2 separate regions of the Homo sapiens genome follow, and region 2 is linked to region 1. A link is an interaction called in ENCODE POLR2A ChIA-PET data of the cell type or tissue named here. Cell type or tissue: GM12878. All regions are shown on one strand. Each heading gives the region's core, and the rest is flanking DNA. Links, peaks and the distances in the headings are about the cores only.

Region 1 (8,345 bases), core at 171-8,170:
CCCTGAAAAAAAAAGTTTGCTGACCTGAACTGAACTTGTAGCAGAGCCTCCTAATGCTGAAAACAATCCCATGGCAATGCAACACACATCCAAGAAAAAGAGTGAGAGGGTTTATTTCTTGAGGCACAATGCTCATTTTCATGGTTGCTTTGTAAGTTAAGTCACTTGTTGCAGTAAGCCCAGGGGGAAAGCCAGATCTCCTTCTTCCTAAAACAGTACCCTATTCATTAGATTTTCTATTTGTCAGAGGCACCAACATTTTCTGACACTAATGTTGGACAGGGGAGCTGGTTACTTGCTTTGTGGCTACAAGATTTTTACTTAAGATAAATGACAGTAAACCAGAGTTGGGAAAAATCAGATAAAGAAGAACCAATGTCTACCATTTAATGAGCACACATTATGCTCATTATAAAACCCGGATTTAAATCCAGTAGCTTTTTCAACAACTGTATAAAGAAGGAATTATCCTAACATTACAAATGAAGATACCAAGGTTTAGAAAGTTTTGTGAATTTGCCTAAAGCATACAACTGATCATTAGCAATAGTGGGACTCAAAAGTTGTCTTAAAACAAACCCCAGTATATTTTGAAATAAAAGGAAATAACACAACCTATTTTGCTGAGAGATAGGGAGGGATCCTGACTCCTACTTGCTGAACAAATTCCCATTGCACAAAACAAGGAGGTTTACAAAACCTTCTTCTTAGGTCACTGAAATCTTCCAAGCAACTAGATTGGAATTAAACTTGGCAAAGATTACTAAATGCCACCAGTGTTAGACAATTGAGAGTTTCTGCAGAACAGAATTCAAGAAAAATGAAACCAAAATTTTGGAAAGCACCTAAAGTGAGAGTCACGTAGGATTCAAAAATCTAAGAAAAGCTTCCTGGCATTTGTGCTGCCCCAGCTGGAGCTGATAGAATTGTTTCTATTCTTTCCTGTATGTTGGAGGAGGAAGTAGTTGGGTTGTCTTTCTTGGCTGTTGAGTGGGAGGAATAATACAGCATTATCAGAGAAAATGGCAAAAGAAAAAAAAGGGGGAATTTTTTTTTGTTAACTGCTGTAAAAATAAATTCGTATCTCTGTGGTGGAAGAACTTGGATTTGGTTTAGTAGGTAATTTGGAATGTTGTCCAGTGCATTTCAATGGGAAAAAATAAAAGAACCTCAGAAAGCTAACAGCCAAGACTGCAGTGGTAGATTTTTTTTTTAAAGCTTGTAAGCCAGGCATGGTGGCTCACGCCTGTAATCCCAGAACTATGGGAGGCTGAGGCAGGTGGATCACTTGAGGTCAGGAGTTCAAGATCAGCCTGGCCAACATGGCAAAACCTGTCTCTACTTATTCCCAGGTATTCAGGAGGCTGAGGCAGGAGAATCACTTGAACCCGGGAGGCGGAGGTTGCAGTGAGCAGAGATTGCACCATTGCACTTCAGCGTGTGCAACAAGAGAGAGACTCCATCTCAAAAAAAAAAAAAAAAAAAAAACAAGGAAAGAAAAGTCTCCTGTAGCACTTAGAGCTATGAGGAGTCCTGCATTTCTTGAGGAAATGAAATCTTTCACTGTAATGAACACTTTGTGATTGAACATGTGTTTTCATTTTGCCCTGGTTGACTGTGTGGCAAATTAAATGACTTCTAGTTGCTATAGAATCATCCCAAAAATAAGAGAGCATTTTTCCTCCCTTTCGCAGGATAGAATAGCTTAGTACTTGGTGTTCTGTTTGTTAAGGTCTAGGATTCCTTAGTTAAGAGAATGTTGCTTTTGAAATCTAGGGTCTTGGAGACTTGCTGGACTGACGTTAAGACAGAAGAAGCTGGAGCAGAGAAAGATTTCCAGAGTAGGAAGACGGGCAGTGGTAGCTCCTCCAGCTGTGGGGATCTATACTCTGCTTCCTCATGGTGGCCTGGAAATAGCAGGAATTTTGATAGGCATGGCTTTGTGTGTACCTGGGGACTGAGCACTAAGCTTCCAGCCTTCCCTCTGGAATGAAGGTCTCCATGGCCAAGTCTGGCACAGAGGGAGTAGCTGTTGTCTTCAATAGAGGCAGCCACCTTTGAATAGACTATATAGATTTGGACAATGTGTGTTTTACCAGCAAATCAGTGGATTCAGGACTCAGTATACACTCTTCCCCACATCGGTTTTCCTGAATGATGTAAGCCTTAGAGCATTCTAAAAATAACTGATTAAATTATCCACTCTAATGGACTCGGGGGATTTAATTTAATCTAGAAAATAATGAAATGTGATATTTCCTACACTTAAGTTGTATTAGTTATCTATTGCTGTGTAACAATATTACCACAAACTGAGGGGTTTAAAATGTAAGTCATTTATTAAAGGCTTAAAACATTATTCATTTATTATCTCATATAGTAAATCTGAATCATAACAGCTCAGCCTGGCTAAATTATTGATTTCAGCCTCGTGAAGCCCTAAGCAGAGAGCTCAACCAAGCCCACCTAGATTTCTTCTTTTTTTTCTTCTTCTTCTTCTTTTTTTTTTTTTTTTGACAAAGTCTCACACTGTCACCCAGGCTGGATTGCAGTGGCATGATCAGGGCTCTCTGCAGCCTCAACCTCCTGTCTCAAGTGATCCTCGTGTCTCAGCCCCTTGAGTAGCTGGGACCACAGGCATGTGTCACTATGCCCAGCTAATTTTTTTGTGTGTGTTTTTAGTAGAGACAGGGTCTCACTGTGTTGCTCAGACTGATCTCGAACTCCTGAGCTCAAGCAATCCTGTCTTGGTCTCCCAGAGTGCTGGGATTACAGGCATGAGCCACCAGGTCCAGCCACTAGATTTATTCTTTTTTTTTTCTTTTTTTGAGACAGGGTCTTGCTCTGTTGTCCAGGCCAGAATACAGTGGTATGACCATGGCTCACTGCAGCCTCAACCTCCTGGGCTCAAGTGATTGTCCCACCTCAGCCTCTGAAGTAACTGGGACTACAGGCGTGTACCACCAGGCCAGGCTAATTAAGAAAAAAAATTTTTTTTGTGGAGTTGGGGTTGCACCATGTTGCCCAGGCTGGGTTCAAACTCCTGGGCTTAAGCGATCCTCCCACCTTGGCCTTCCAAATTGTTGAGATTAAAGCATGAGCCACCACACTCATTCCCACCTAGACTTCTGACTTATAGAACTGTGAGCTAGTAAGAGGATGTTCAATTTGTTATAATTTGTTATGCAGAAGTAGAAAATAATTACAATGCAGCTTTCTCTCTTGCTCACTATGTTTTACCACACAGGTCTCATTTCTCTTTTTCAAATATGTGAAGAGTCTTTCTGCCTTAGATCTTTGCACTTAGGTCTTCCTCTTCCTGAAATACTCTAATAATGACTGGCTCTTTCTCATTCTTTCAGTGTCAGCTTAAATATCACAGCCTCAGGAAGTCCTTCACTGACTACCCTGTCTTAAATACCACTCTCCCAACTTATCATCATATCTTCCAATTTATTTTCTTCATAGTATTAGTATATAGCTCTTATGCAATTACTATGTGGTGTACACAGTTCTAAGCAGTTTACATGGATGCATTCATTTAATCCTCATAATAATCCCATGAGGTTATAAATTAGATGCTATTAATATGCCCATTTACAAATGGGGAAACCGAGGTACAGAGATTGAGTCACTTGCAAAGATCACACAGCTAGTAAATAGCATAACCGAGATTTGAACCCAGGCAGTCTAATTCGCGTGCACACACTGAAAACTATATATCCTCTACAGTATTTATCACAATCTAAAATCATCTTTTTATTTACTTATTTATTGTCTTTCTCTCCCTCCATACTCCTAACATACAAGCTTCTGGAAGGTAGGGATCTTATTTGTCCTTTTATGTAGTAGCTGCTCAGCAAATATTTTGGAATGAATGATTCTTCCCATTTTTCAGACGACAAAAGTGATACCAGAGAAATTAAGTAGCTTGTCTAAAGTCACACAGTTAGTATGTGGTAAAACCAGGATTTGTACCCGGGTCTGTCTAATCTCAAACCTGTGCCCTTAGCTTCTATTGCCTTCTTCATTAAAAATAACAGTAATAGTAATAATTACATGCCAATTTTTTTTTTTTTTTTTTGAGATGGAGTCTCACTCTGTCGCCCAGGCTGGAGTACAGTGGCGTGATCTTTGCTCACTGCCAGCTCCGCCTCCCAGGTTCATGCCATTCTCCTGCCTCAGCCTCCCAAGTAGCTGGGACTACAGGCGCCCGCCACCATGCCTGGCTATTTTTTTGTATTTTTAGTATTTGTATTTTTTTTTGTATTTGTATTTTTGTATTTTGTATTTTTGTATTTTGTATTTTAGCATTAGCCAGGATGGTCTCGATCTCCTGACTTCGTGATCTGCCGACCTTGGCCTCCCAAAGTGCTGAGATTACAGGCATGAGCCACCACGCCCGGCCGCCAATTTCTTAATATGTGACATTGCCCATAGTATGAATACAGTTTTTTCAATGAGCAAAATGAGTTATCCAAAATGGTTTCTTGGAAAATATTGTGACTTTGGGGAAGGAAGCTCATCCTTGCTGTCCTATCACTTCATTTTGTGTTTTTCTGTTTTTCCTCCAGGGGCCTTTTCTGTCACTTCCTTTGAGGCATTTTCTGGGTCAGGGAAATCTTTCTAGTGCCCTTCAACTGTCTCTGCCTACCCATAAGGCTGGCCTTGTGTCCAACACCAGCTTCCCTGCCTCTGAGGGGTTTGCCTTCCCTGGCCATGACATGTAATAACTGTTTCCCTTTCCCTTTCTTACCACACTAGTTTTTCTCTCGTCTAAGTGGCCCTTCCCACCTCTGAATAGCCAAATTACATGTATTTTAGATAAAACTTTCTGCCCCCTCTGAAAACCTCCCTTCCTTGTGGTAGACCTCTGAGTGCTATATTGAGATTTTACTATAGATAGTTATCACTGTTTAAGGTCTCACAGCTGACTCCATTGACAAAACAACACAGTAAAGCCAAGATTCTGGCCTGCGAAACATTTCCTCAATAACCTGACATGAAACAAAGACAAGCACACTGAGGCATTTGGCCCAGGCTGCATGAGTCCATGGAAGTTAATTGTTTGGTGATTTCCTGTACCTGAGGCACAAATGCTTCCTTTTCCAATTATAGACTCACTAAAGCCTCTGTCAGCGCAATGAAATTAGGGACTTCAAGGGCAGCCTGTATTCAGATAACGCTCAGTGGTAATTCAGGCTGTGAGGTTTGCAGGACTGACACATAGTTCATAAAGTAACCACAGGCCCTCCCAGTTTGAGGATTCTTGATTACAGTTCTGAATACTTCTGGAGGAGTGCTGGCCCTCCTATCAATGATTCCTTGCTTCTATTGCACCCCATGGAGTTCAGAGCCTATTTCTTACAAAGGAGAAAAAAGTGCGCGTGGATAGTATGCAAATATAAGCTACCAAGGAGTCCACATTCTTAAGCATAATATAAAAGACCCTTTATGAATTGTGTATACACACACACACGCCCACACAGATATCACTGTTTTCTGCATTTATTATGTTGCTTTATATATATTAACTTTTCTCTGTCCCTTATGAGGTTATTGAATTTTTAGGGTATGGACCAGGTTTCCTCAATACCGAATCTACTGTATGGCACATTATAAGCTCAATAAAATGTGTATTTAATAAAGAATTAATGATTTATCCAGTTGTATACATTATGTGCAGTTTTTTGTATGTTAATCAAAGTTCAGTAAAGTTGTTTTTTTTTTTTTTAAAGAAATGTTGGCCGGGCTAGGTGGCTCATGCCTATAATCCCAGCACTTTGGGAGGCCAAGGTGGGTGGATCACGAGGTCAGGAGTTAGAGATCAGCCTGACCAACATGGTGAAACCCCGTCTCTACTAAAAATACAAAAATTAGCTTGGTGGTGTCACCTGTAATCCCAGCTACTCAGGAGGCTGAGGCAGGAGAATTGCTTGAACCCTGGAGGCAGAGGTTCCAGTGAGCCAAGATGGCGCCATTGCACTCCAGCCTGGGCGACAGAATGAGACTCCGTCTCAAAAAAAAAAAAAAAAGAAACTTTTTTGAGACAGGGTCTCACTGTGTCACCCAGGCTGGAGTGCAGCCGCAATCTCAGCTCACTTGCAGCCTTGACCTCCTGGGCTCAAGTGATCCTCCAGCCTCTGCCTCCTCAGTTACTGGGACTACAGATGTGTGCCATCACGCCCAGCTAATTTTCTTGATTTTTTTGTAGAGATGAGGTCTCACTATGTTGCCCAGGCTGGTCTAGAACTGGCTAGCTCAAGTGATCCTCCCACTTCAGCCTCCCAAAGTGCTGGGATCACAGCCGTGAGCCACAGCACCTGGTCCCATTTTTAAGAAGAAATAAAAGAAACACTATATGTTCCCTTATTTTAAAAGTATTTTCCACCATATAAATATTTTAACAACTGGGAGTTTATTTGGGTTAATAAGCTACTCTTTTAAAGCATCGATGTTCATGTGGAGTTGAAACCATCAGTCATCCTTGGCCAGGCGTGGTGGCTCACGCCTGTAATCCCAGCATTTTGGGAGGCCGAGGCAGGCGGATCACGAGGTCAGGAGATCGAGACTATCCTGGCTAACATGGTGAAACCCCGTCTCTACTAAAAATACAAAAAAATGAGCACTTGTAATCCCTTCTACTCGGGAGGCTGAGGCAGGAGAATGGCGTGAACCCAGGAGGTGGAGGTTGCAGTGAGCCAAGATCGCGCCACTGCACTCCAGCCTGGGCGACAGAGTGAGACTCCGTCTCAAAAAAAAAGAGAGAAACCATCAGTCATCCACAATTCGGAGTGAATTACTTCAATCTGCTGAAAACCTGGCTCAGATCAGTAGGAGTTGAGAGGCTAACTGGGGTAGAGTAGTACATCTTTGTTATTCTTTTTGGCTGCCCAGCACCTTTGAATATTCTTGTTATATTTGATGATTTCTCTACTGAATAGAAGCCAAATTTCACTTTCTCAGTCTCCCTTGCAGTTAGGCTCCTCTAATCATATACATTTGCACCAGGCTTTGAAGTGAAGGCTAGAGAGATGAAGAAGCAGGTGGAACTAGAAAGTGCATCTAGATTCCCAGGGAACAGTACCAGAGGTTCTATTAGAAGTGTTCGTATCTCACATTAATGTCAGTAGTGGAGGCAGTAATGGTTTCCCGGTGTTCTGTGACGTAATTTGGCCTCTTACAACCCTGGTTTTTACACCTCCCAGGAAATTCTGTGAATTATTTAATGGTGTTTAATAAATTCCTGGCCAGATGCAGTGGCTCACGCCTGTAATCCCAGCACTTTGGGAGGCTGAGGTGGGCAGATCGCTTGAGGTCAGGAGTTCAAGACCAACCTGGCAAACATGGTGAAACCCCATTTCTACTAAAAATACAAAAATTAGCCGGGTGTGATGGTGGGTGCCTATAATCCCAGCTACTCGGGAGGCTGAGGAGGGAGAATCATTCAAACCCAGGAGGCAGAGGTTGCAGTGAGCCGAGATCACGCCACTGCACTCCAACCTGGGTGACAGAATGAGACTCTGTCTCAATAAATAAATAATGAATAAATAAATTCCTTTTCTGCTTAAGCTAGCTAGAACATGTTCCTGCATTTCCTTCCTTCCCTTCCCTTCCTTCCTTCCCTCTCTCCCTCTCTCTTTCCTTCCTTTCTCTTTTCTTTTCCCTCCCTCCCTTTCCTCCCTCCCTTCCTCCCTCCCTCCCTTCCTTCCTTCCTTCCTACCTTCCTTCCTTCCTGGGTCTCACTCACTACAACCTCTGCATCCTGGCTTAAAGTGATTCTCCTGCCTCAGCTTCCTGAATAGCTGGGATTACAGGCATGTGCCACCATACCTGGTTAATTTTTGTATTTTAGTAGAGATGGGGTTTCACCATGTTGGCCAGGCTGCTCTCGAACTCCTGACCTCAGGTGATCCACCTGCCTTGACCTCCTAAAGTGCTGGGATTACAGGCGTGAGCCACCACACTCGGCCTGCATTTTCTATCTAATATGTTGACTAACATGGAAATACATTGGAAGAAGGGAGTAAGTACCTTGGTGTGGTGCTTTGGGAAAGATAAGATGGAATAAAGATGGGTGACTTTGGACAGGGGAATAGCAGTAACAATTGTGAATCCTTGGAGGAGCAGAAGGAAAGCAGCAGATATGATGGTAAACGAGTCACCAAATTTTGCCTATTTTGTAATTTTCCCTGTGTTTCTTGTAGGAGCCACTGAGGACTTAAAAGATTGCTTATCTTTTCGTGAGCAAGCCGTATGCTGAGATATACCATGACTAGTTTCAAAAACTGGGGACTTCAGTCTTCTCTAACGCACTCTAGCTCCCCAGTCCAGAGAACCCTAAA
Region 2 (8,345 bases), core at 222-8,221, 90 kb before region 1:
CAAAAGAAGAAGATAGTGCAGCAACATCTTCAAAGTAGTGAAGAAAAAAAATCATTAACTCAGAATCCTATATGCAGCAAAAACACCTTTCAAAAATAAAGGCAAAATAAAGACGTTTTCAGATACACAAAAGCTGGAAGAAGACATCACTAGCCAACCTGCATTAAAAGAAACCTTAGCCAGGCATGGTGGCTCACATCTATAATCCCCAGCACTTTGGGAGGCTAAAACAGGAAGATTCTGGCTGGGCGCGGTGGCTCACGCCTGTAATCTCAGCACTTTGGGAGGCTGAGCCAGATGGATCACTTGAGGTCAGGAGTTCAAGACCAGCCTGGACAACATGGTGAAACCCCATCTCTACTAAAAATACAAAAATTAACCAGGCATGGTGGCAGGCACCTGTAGTCCCAGCTACTCGAGAGGCTGAGGCAAGGGAATCGTTTGAACTCAGGAGGCAGAGGTTGCAGTGAGCCAAGATCGTGCCACTGCACTACAGCCTGGGCAACATAGTGAGATCCTCATTTCTAAAAATAAATAAAAATTAACCAGGTGCGGTGCAGATACTTGCGAGGCTGAAGTGTGAGGATGAGGATCACTGGAGCCAGGAGGTTGAGGCTGCATTGAGCCATGATTAAACCACTGGTCCAGATGGAAATACAGATTCACACAAAGGAATGAAGAACACCAAACATGATACCTTCTTTGAAGGATATTTGACTATTTAAACCAAAATAATAGTAATTTACTATGGGGTGGATAACATATTAAGTAAGATGTGTGGGGTGTATAACATATAAATAAGTAAAATGTATGACAACAATATCATAAAGACCAAGAGGGAGAAGGTGAAGTATACTGTAAGGCTCTTGGTATATCACTTGAAGGCAGACTGTGATAAGTCAGAGATGTATACTATAAACCTTAAACCACTAAAATAACAATAAAAAGTTATAGCTAATAAGACAACAAAAGAGATAAAAGAGAATGATAAAAATACTCAATCCAAAAGCAGGTAGAAAGGGAGGAAAAGAAAACAAAAAAAAAAGATTTAACAAATAGAAAGCAAATAATGACATGATACATTTAAACCTAGCTTTATCAATAATCATATTAAAAGTAAACGGTTTAAACACATTTATTTATTTATTTATTTTTAGTTTTTGAGAAAGAGTCTCGTTCTGTCACCCAGGCTGGAGTGCAGTGGTGCAATCTTGACTTACTGCAATCTCTGCCTCCAGGGTTAAAGCGATTCTTGTGCCTCAGCCTCCTGAGTAGCTGGGATTGCACGCATGCACCACAACGCCAGGCTAATTTTTGTATTTTTAGTTGAGACGAGGTGTCTCCATGTTGGCCAAGCTGTTCTCAAACACCCGGCCTCAAGTAATCCACTTGCCTTGGACTCCCAAAGTGTTGGGATTATAGGCGTGAGAGCCACCGTGCCTGGCCCTAAACACCTTAATTTAAAAGGCAAAGATTATCAGATTGGATAAAAAAGCAAGACTCAGCTAGTACTTCCTATAAGAAACATATTCTAAATGTAAAGACACAAATAGATTAAGTGTAAAGGATGAAAAAAGATATACCATGCAACTTTAAGCAAAAGAAAGCTGAAGTGGCTATATTTTTTATTATTATTATACTTTAAGTTCAGGAATAAATGTGCAAAACATGCAGGTTTGTTACATAGGTATACACATGCCATGGGGTTTGCTGCATCCATCAACCTGTCATTGACATTAGGTATTTCTCCTAATGCTATCCCTCCCCTAGTCCCCCACCCACTGACAGGCCCTGGTGTGTGATGTTCCCCTCCCAGTCTCCATGTATTCTCATTGTTCAACTCCCACTTATGAGTGAGAACATGCAGTGTTTGGTTTTCTGTTCCTGTGTTAGTCTGCTGAGAAGGATGGTTTCCAGCTTCATCCATGTCCCTGCAAAGGACATGAACTTATCATTTGTTATGGCTGCATAGTATTCCATGGTGTATATGTGCCACATTTTCTTTATCCAGTCTATCACTGATGGGCATTTGGGTTGGTTCCAAGTCTTTGCTATTGTGAATAGTGCCGCAATAAACATACATGTGCATGTGTCTTTATAGTAGAATGATTTATAATCCTTTGGGTATATACCTAGTAATAGGAGTGCTGGGTCAAATGATATTTCTGGTTCTAGATCTTTGAGGAATCGCCACACTGTCTTCCACAATGGTTGAACTCCCTTTAAACTCCCACCAACAGTGTAAAAACGTTCCTATTTCTCCACATCCTCTCCAGCATCTGTTGTTTCCTGACTTTTTAATGATCACCATTCTAACTGGCGTGAGATGGTATCTCATTGTGGTTTTGATTGCATTTCTCTAATGACCAGTGATAATGAGCTTTTTCCATATATTTGTTGGCTGCATAAATGTCTTCTTTTGAGAAGTGTCTATTCACATCCTTCACCCACTTTTTGATGGGATTGTTTTTTTCTTGTAAATTTGTTTAAGTTCCTTGTAGATTCTGGATATTAGTCCTTTGTCAGATGGAGAGATTGCAAAAATTTTCTCCCATTCTATAGGTTGCCTATTTACTCTGATGATAGTTTCTTTTGCTGTGCAGAAGCTCTTTAGTTTAATTAGATCCCATCTGTCAATTTTGGCTTTTGTTGCCATTGCTTTTGGTGTTTTAGACATGAAGTCCTTGCCCATGCCTATGTCCTGAATGGTATTGCCTAGGTTTTCTTCTAGGGTTTTCATGGTTTTAGGTCTTAGTTTAAGTCTTTAATCCACCTTGAGTTAATTTTTGTATAAGGTGTAAGAAAGGGTTCCAGTTTCAGTTTTCTGCATATGGCTAGCCAGTTTTCCCAGCACCATTTATTAAATAGGGAATCCATTCCCCATTTCTTGTTTTTGTCAGGTCTGTCAAGGATCAGATGGTTGTAGATGTGTGGTGCTATTTCTGAGGCCTCTGTTCTGTTCCATTGGTCTATATATCTGTTTTGGTTACTGTAGCCCTGTAGTATAGTTTGAAGTCAGGTAGTGTGATGCCTCCAGCTTTGTTCTTTTTGCTTAGGATTGTCTTGGCTACGCGAGCTCTTTTTTGGTTCCATATGAACTTTAAGGTAGTTTTTTCCAATTCTGTGAAGAAAGTGAATGGTAGCTTGATGGGGATAGCATTGAATCTATAAATTACTTTGGGCAGTATGGCCATTTTCATGATATTGATTCTTCCTATCCATGAGCATGGAATGTTTTTCCATTTGTTTGTGTCCTCTTTTATTCCCTTGAGCAGCGGTTTGTAGTTCTCCTTGAAGAGGTCCTTCACATCCCTTGTAAGTTGGATTCCTAAGTATTTTATTCTCTTCGTGGCAATTGTGAATGGGAGTTCACTCATGATTTGGCTCTCTGTTTGTCTATCACTGGTATATAGGAATGCTTGCGATTTTTGCACATTGATTTTGTATTCTGAGACTTTGCTGAAATTGCTTATCAGCATAAGGAGATTTTGGGCTGAGACAACAGGGTTTTCTAAATATACAATCATGTCATCTGCAAAAAGAGATAATTTGACTTCCTCTCTTCCTATTTGAATACCCTTTATTGCTTTCTCTTGCCTGATTTCCCTGGCCAGAACTTCCAATACTATGTTGAAGAGGAGTGGTGAGATAGGGCATCCTTGTCTTGTGCCAGTTTTCAAAGGGAATGCTTCCAGCTTTTGCCCATTCAGTATGGGCAAAATATGGGTTTGTCATAAATAGCTCTTATTATTTTGAGATACATTCCATCAATACCTAGTTTATTAAGAGATTTTACCATGAAGCAGTTTTGAATTTTATCGAAGGCCTTTTCTGCATCTATTGAGATAATCATGTGGTTTTTGTCATTAGTTCTGTTTACGTGATGGATTACATTTATTGATTTGTGTATGTTGAACCAGCCTTGCATCCCAGGGATGAAGCCGACGTGATCGTGGTGCATAAGCTTTTTGATGTGCTGCTGGATTTGGTTTGCCAGTATTTTATTGAGGATTTTCGCATCAATGTTGATCAGGGATATTGGCCTGAAATTTTCTTTTTTTGTTGTGTTGTCTGTGAAGTGGCTATATTAATATCAGACAAAATCGACTTCAGACCAAAGAATATCACCAAGAATAAAGAAGGTCATTTCATAACTACTAAGGAGTCAATTCATTAAGAAACAATAATAAATAATTCTAAATGTTTATGTACCTAACAACAGAGCTTCAAAATACAGTTAGTCCTCACTTAATGTTGTCAATAGGTTCCCAGAAACTGTGACTTTAAGCAAAATGATGTATAATAAAATCAATTTTTTTCTCATCATTGTTATAATGAAATGAAGTTGAACAAAAGGATGTTGAGGACCCACTGTACATGGTTTCACTTAAAGTTGCAGTTTCCAAGAACTATCTATGACGTTAAGTAGGAATTACTATAAAGGAAGCAAAAACTGATAGAACTTCAGGAAGAAACAGACAAATCCACAACGATAGATGTTAAATCATTTTGGTCCCTGAGATACAATGGGTATATCAGAGATAACCCTAAATTCTAATTTTTAATTAATGGCTCTTAGGCCCATCATGTCCTGGTCATCTAAGAGAAACCCTGAAAAAATGCTAGCCAGGTGATAGCATGCAATCTGTGGAAAGATGAGGCTTATTAAAAATAAAATAAATTCTTAATTGTTTTCTTTATAGACAGCTCACAGACAAATTGTAAGAAATTTTTTTTACTTTCGGTATTCGGTCTAGATACTACTAGGAGGGCCATTTGGATTTATATACTATATACCTCGACATAACAGTGCACAGCACGATATAATGAGAAGGAAAAACTGCATAATACAAGGAAATAAGTTTGTAGCTCAGAAAGGTAGGAAGATAAGTTTAAAAGCTTGATAAATCAGGACAGATTCAGCATTGTTAAAATAATCTAATTTTTGCAACCATGTTCTAATATTACTAGAAATTAAATAATAGAGACAGAACCAAGTTTAAGAATCTTGTATTAAATTCTTATGAATAAATTCATTGTAGATGACTTGGAGGGTAGTAGTGATATAAAATCACTGTGGCTGAAAGCCGCTACCTTCTAAGCACTTAGACTTGTGAGATATCAGAATGTCAATGCCTTCAAATAGAAAGGGAACTGAAACAAATGAACGAAACTCTCCATCAGATAAATGCCACAGAAAATGAGAGATGAGTGACTCCAGCTAAAGTAATTTCACTAAAATCCTTAGCAAAACAAAAGTAACTATTAAAAAATTTCTCTATGATAGAAAATTAGATATTAAAGAATCAAGAATTTAAGTAGGAATATGATCCAGTTAGAAATAGATTTCAAATATTAATTTGAATTCATGCCTTTATAAGAAAAACACTGAAAACATGTATCTGTTCTAGCTTGTCCACTGAAATGGCCTGGGTCAATATCATCCCCACAAAGCACCTTTGCACTCAGATTATGGTCTCTAACACTTTTTCTTCTAAAGAAAAAAAAAAAAAAACAAGGACTCAATGGGAAATTGCTAGCTTCCTATCTGATACTGAAAAGTACAAAGTGGGTCTGAACACGTGGTTTGGAAGAAAACAAGATGTTTCGTAAGATTTATGTGGTTTTGTTGAAAGATACAGAAGCAAATCTCAAAGGACCTTCCACTGGCCAATGTCACGACAATTTGAGCATCAAAAGATAATTGGTTGAGATCAACCAACATACAGTAAATGTGAAAAGCCGTAAGTCTGTAATGACAAAAAGAAAATGTTAGCATTAAAATATCTTAAATGAGGTGAAGAGAATATTATATTTCTGTTGAGGCAACAAAGAAAGTCTTGACCAAGGCAGAGCAGTAACCTCTAGACATGTGTTAAGAACTAGAAATTCACCAAAGTGAATATTTTTCTAATTATTTAATGTCTCTCATCTGTTGGACTGTAAGTTTCTTGAGAGTAAAGACTGTATATTTCATACTTTCAGCAGTAACCCCAGTGCCTGGCACATAGTAACCTCTCAATAAATAATTGTGGAATGAATGAATAACTTTATTCATCTAATCCTCTTCTTGTGAATACTTGTTTCCAACTTTTTATTAAAGCTACAATGAAATTCTTGTACATGTGTTTTCCACACATATGGAGAACTTCTCTGTAAATACTTAAGCGTCTTAGAAATGTTGGGTCGTAAGTTAAACATATTCTCTATTTTTCTAGGTACTCTCAAATTTCTCACAAACAGGTTAGACCAATTTACCCTCCCACCAACAGTGTTTCAGTTCCTATTTCTTCATACCCTTGCTAACACTTGATATCATCGAACCTTCAAATTTGTGTATATTATATCTGATAAGTAAGAACAGTATCTCATTTTATTTTGCATTCCCTTCATTACCAGGATATGCATTTTCTTGTATTTGGCCATTCAAGTTTCTAATTAAACAGCACCTCTTCACCATCTTGGCTCATTTTTCTTGGGTTGTTCAAGTTTTTCATATTCATTGCATATTCATTTGTGGTTCTTTATTATTTTGGAGACTAATCTTTCCTGATACATCTTCACACATGCACATATATATACATATATGTATATATAGATACATTATATATAAAATATATAATTATATAAATTACATTAGTATATTATATATTATTAAATATTATATATTACATTAAGTGATATATAATTATACATTATAATTATATAATTATAATTGTAGACTATATATTATATACACTATATATGTCTATATGTATTTATATATACATGTGTACATATACATATGTATTTTTAAATATATGTGTGTTTATATACACATATGTATATAAACATATATACATTTACTATAATGTACATATATTTATTATATATGTATATTTATACATATTTGTATAAATATCATGTGGATATTTTTAATTTTATCTGGTCAAACTGATTAATATTTCCCTTTTATAGACCGTGTTTTACAGTTTATACAAGTTCTTCTTGGCTGGCACGGTGGCTCAAGCTTGTAATCCTAGCCCTTTGGGAGGCCAAGACAGGAGGACCACTTGAGCCAAGGAGTTCGAGACAACCCTGGACAACATAGGGAGACCCTGTCTCTACAAAAAATAAAAATAAAAAATTAACTGGGCGTGGTGGCACACACCTGTGGTCCCAGCTACTTGGGAGACTGAGACGGGAAGATCATTTGAGCCCAGGGAGGTCAAGGCTGCAGTGAGCCGTGATTGGGACACTGTTGCACTCCAGCCTGGGTAACAGAGCAAGACACTGCCTCAGAATCTAAAAAATAAGTTTTTCTCTACTCCAATATCATAACCATTCATTCTATAAAACAATGCAATTTAGTTTTAGCACATATCATGTAGCCACAGCAAATAGCACATATCACAGCGTCAGTAAATGTAGACTAGCTGCTGTTAATATGACTGCTTTTACTTTCTATTCGTACCACTCTAGTAAAAATGCTCTCTCAAAAGTCATTAGTAATTTCTCATTGCCAGACCCTACACCCTCTACTCAGGCTATTTCCTGCTCTATCTCTTTTAAGCATTTATACACTTTGTACAACCCCCTTTTTCTACAAATGTCTTTCCTTTGGTTTCTACAGGTATACTATTATGAATTTTGTGCTATACATTGCCTTTCCTTTCTCAGTTTAATTCACTGATCCTTCTTCTTCAGTATATCCTTAAAGATAGATATTTTCCACCTATACTTTCCATCAATGTGATCTTATCTATTGGCCTTAAATGCCACCTTGCCCACCTTGCTGGAAAAAAAAAAAATCAATATGTCTATCCTTCACTTCCACACAGCCTACCTCAAATAACACATACCCGAATTTAAATTACCTTTCCCCTAAAATTCAGGCTTCCTCTAGTGTACCACTTTTGGTTACCAACACTATCATCCAAGATGGAGATATTTAAATCTTTGTTTCCTCTCTGTCTCTGAAGACCCCAAATCCAATCATCTGCCAGATGCTGTTGATCCTACCTTAAAATATCTCAAATCCATCCTCTCTTTTCCAGATGCACTGCCCTGTATCAAAGTCATCATGTCCTGTCTACTGACTTTCAATTCTTTTACATTACCATCAGTTATCTTTCTAAAGCATGAAATGGAAAAACACTTCCTTTTAGTCTACGTTCAACACTTCACTACTGACACCAAATGTGTGAAGGTTTTTCCCACACCAACTGATTTTCCAACTCTCCAGACACCAACCGGGAATCCTATACTTCAATCATGAACTAACTACCTGAAGTTAGCACAGACCCCACAGGGTAAGGACTGTCCCATAAGATCAATCTCCACTTCAGATGCCAATCATCAAAGTA

The links. Peaks named below come from ENCODE experiments on the same cell type or tissue, not always from the same donor. Only the 100,000 strongest peaks of a DNase experiment are listed, where the experiment ranks them.
Region 2: POLR2A ChIA-PET joins it to region 1 with 10 read pairs; 3 of 35 experiments call an interaction of 5 or more read pairs at or near these places.

The regions. Positions count from the first base shown.
Region 1 is chr1:62,717,922-62,726,266 of GRCh38, reverse strand. No RefSeq gene overlaps it. Among named protein-coding and RNA genes, the nearest start is that of DOCK7-DT, 34 kb to the right of the region's middle. In GM12878, for the core only: no CTCF peak of the experiment used is centred there; DNase peaks (open chromatin) are centred at 866 and 3,196; H3K4me3 peaks cover 471 bases.
Region 2 is chr1:62,807,882-62,816,226 of GRCh38, reverse strand. The region is part of intron 3 of ATG4C (autophagy related 4C cysteine peptidase); the gene reads right to left. Among named protein-coding and RNA genes, the nearest start is that of ATG4C, 28 kb to the right of the region's middle. RefSeq lists an enhancer at 7,324-7,383. In GM12878, for the core only: no CTCF peak of the experiment used is centred there; DNase peaks (open chromatin) are centred at 5,146, 5,566 and 6,276; H3K27ac peaks cover 913 bases.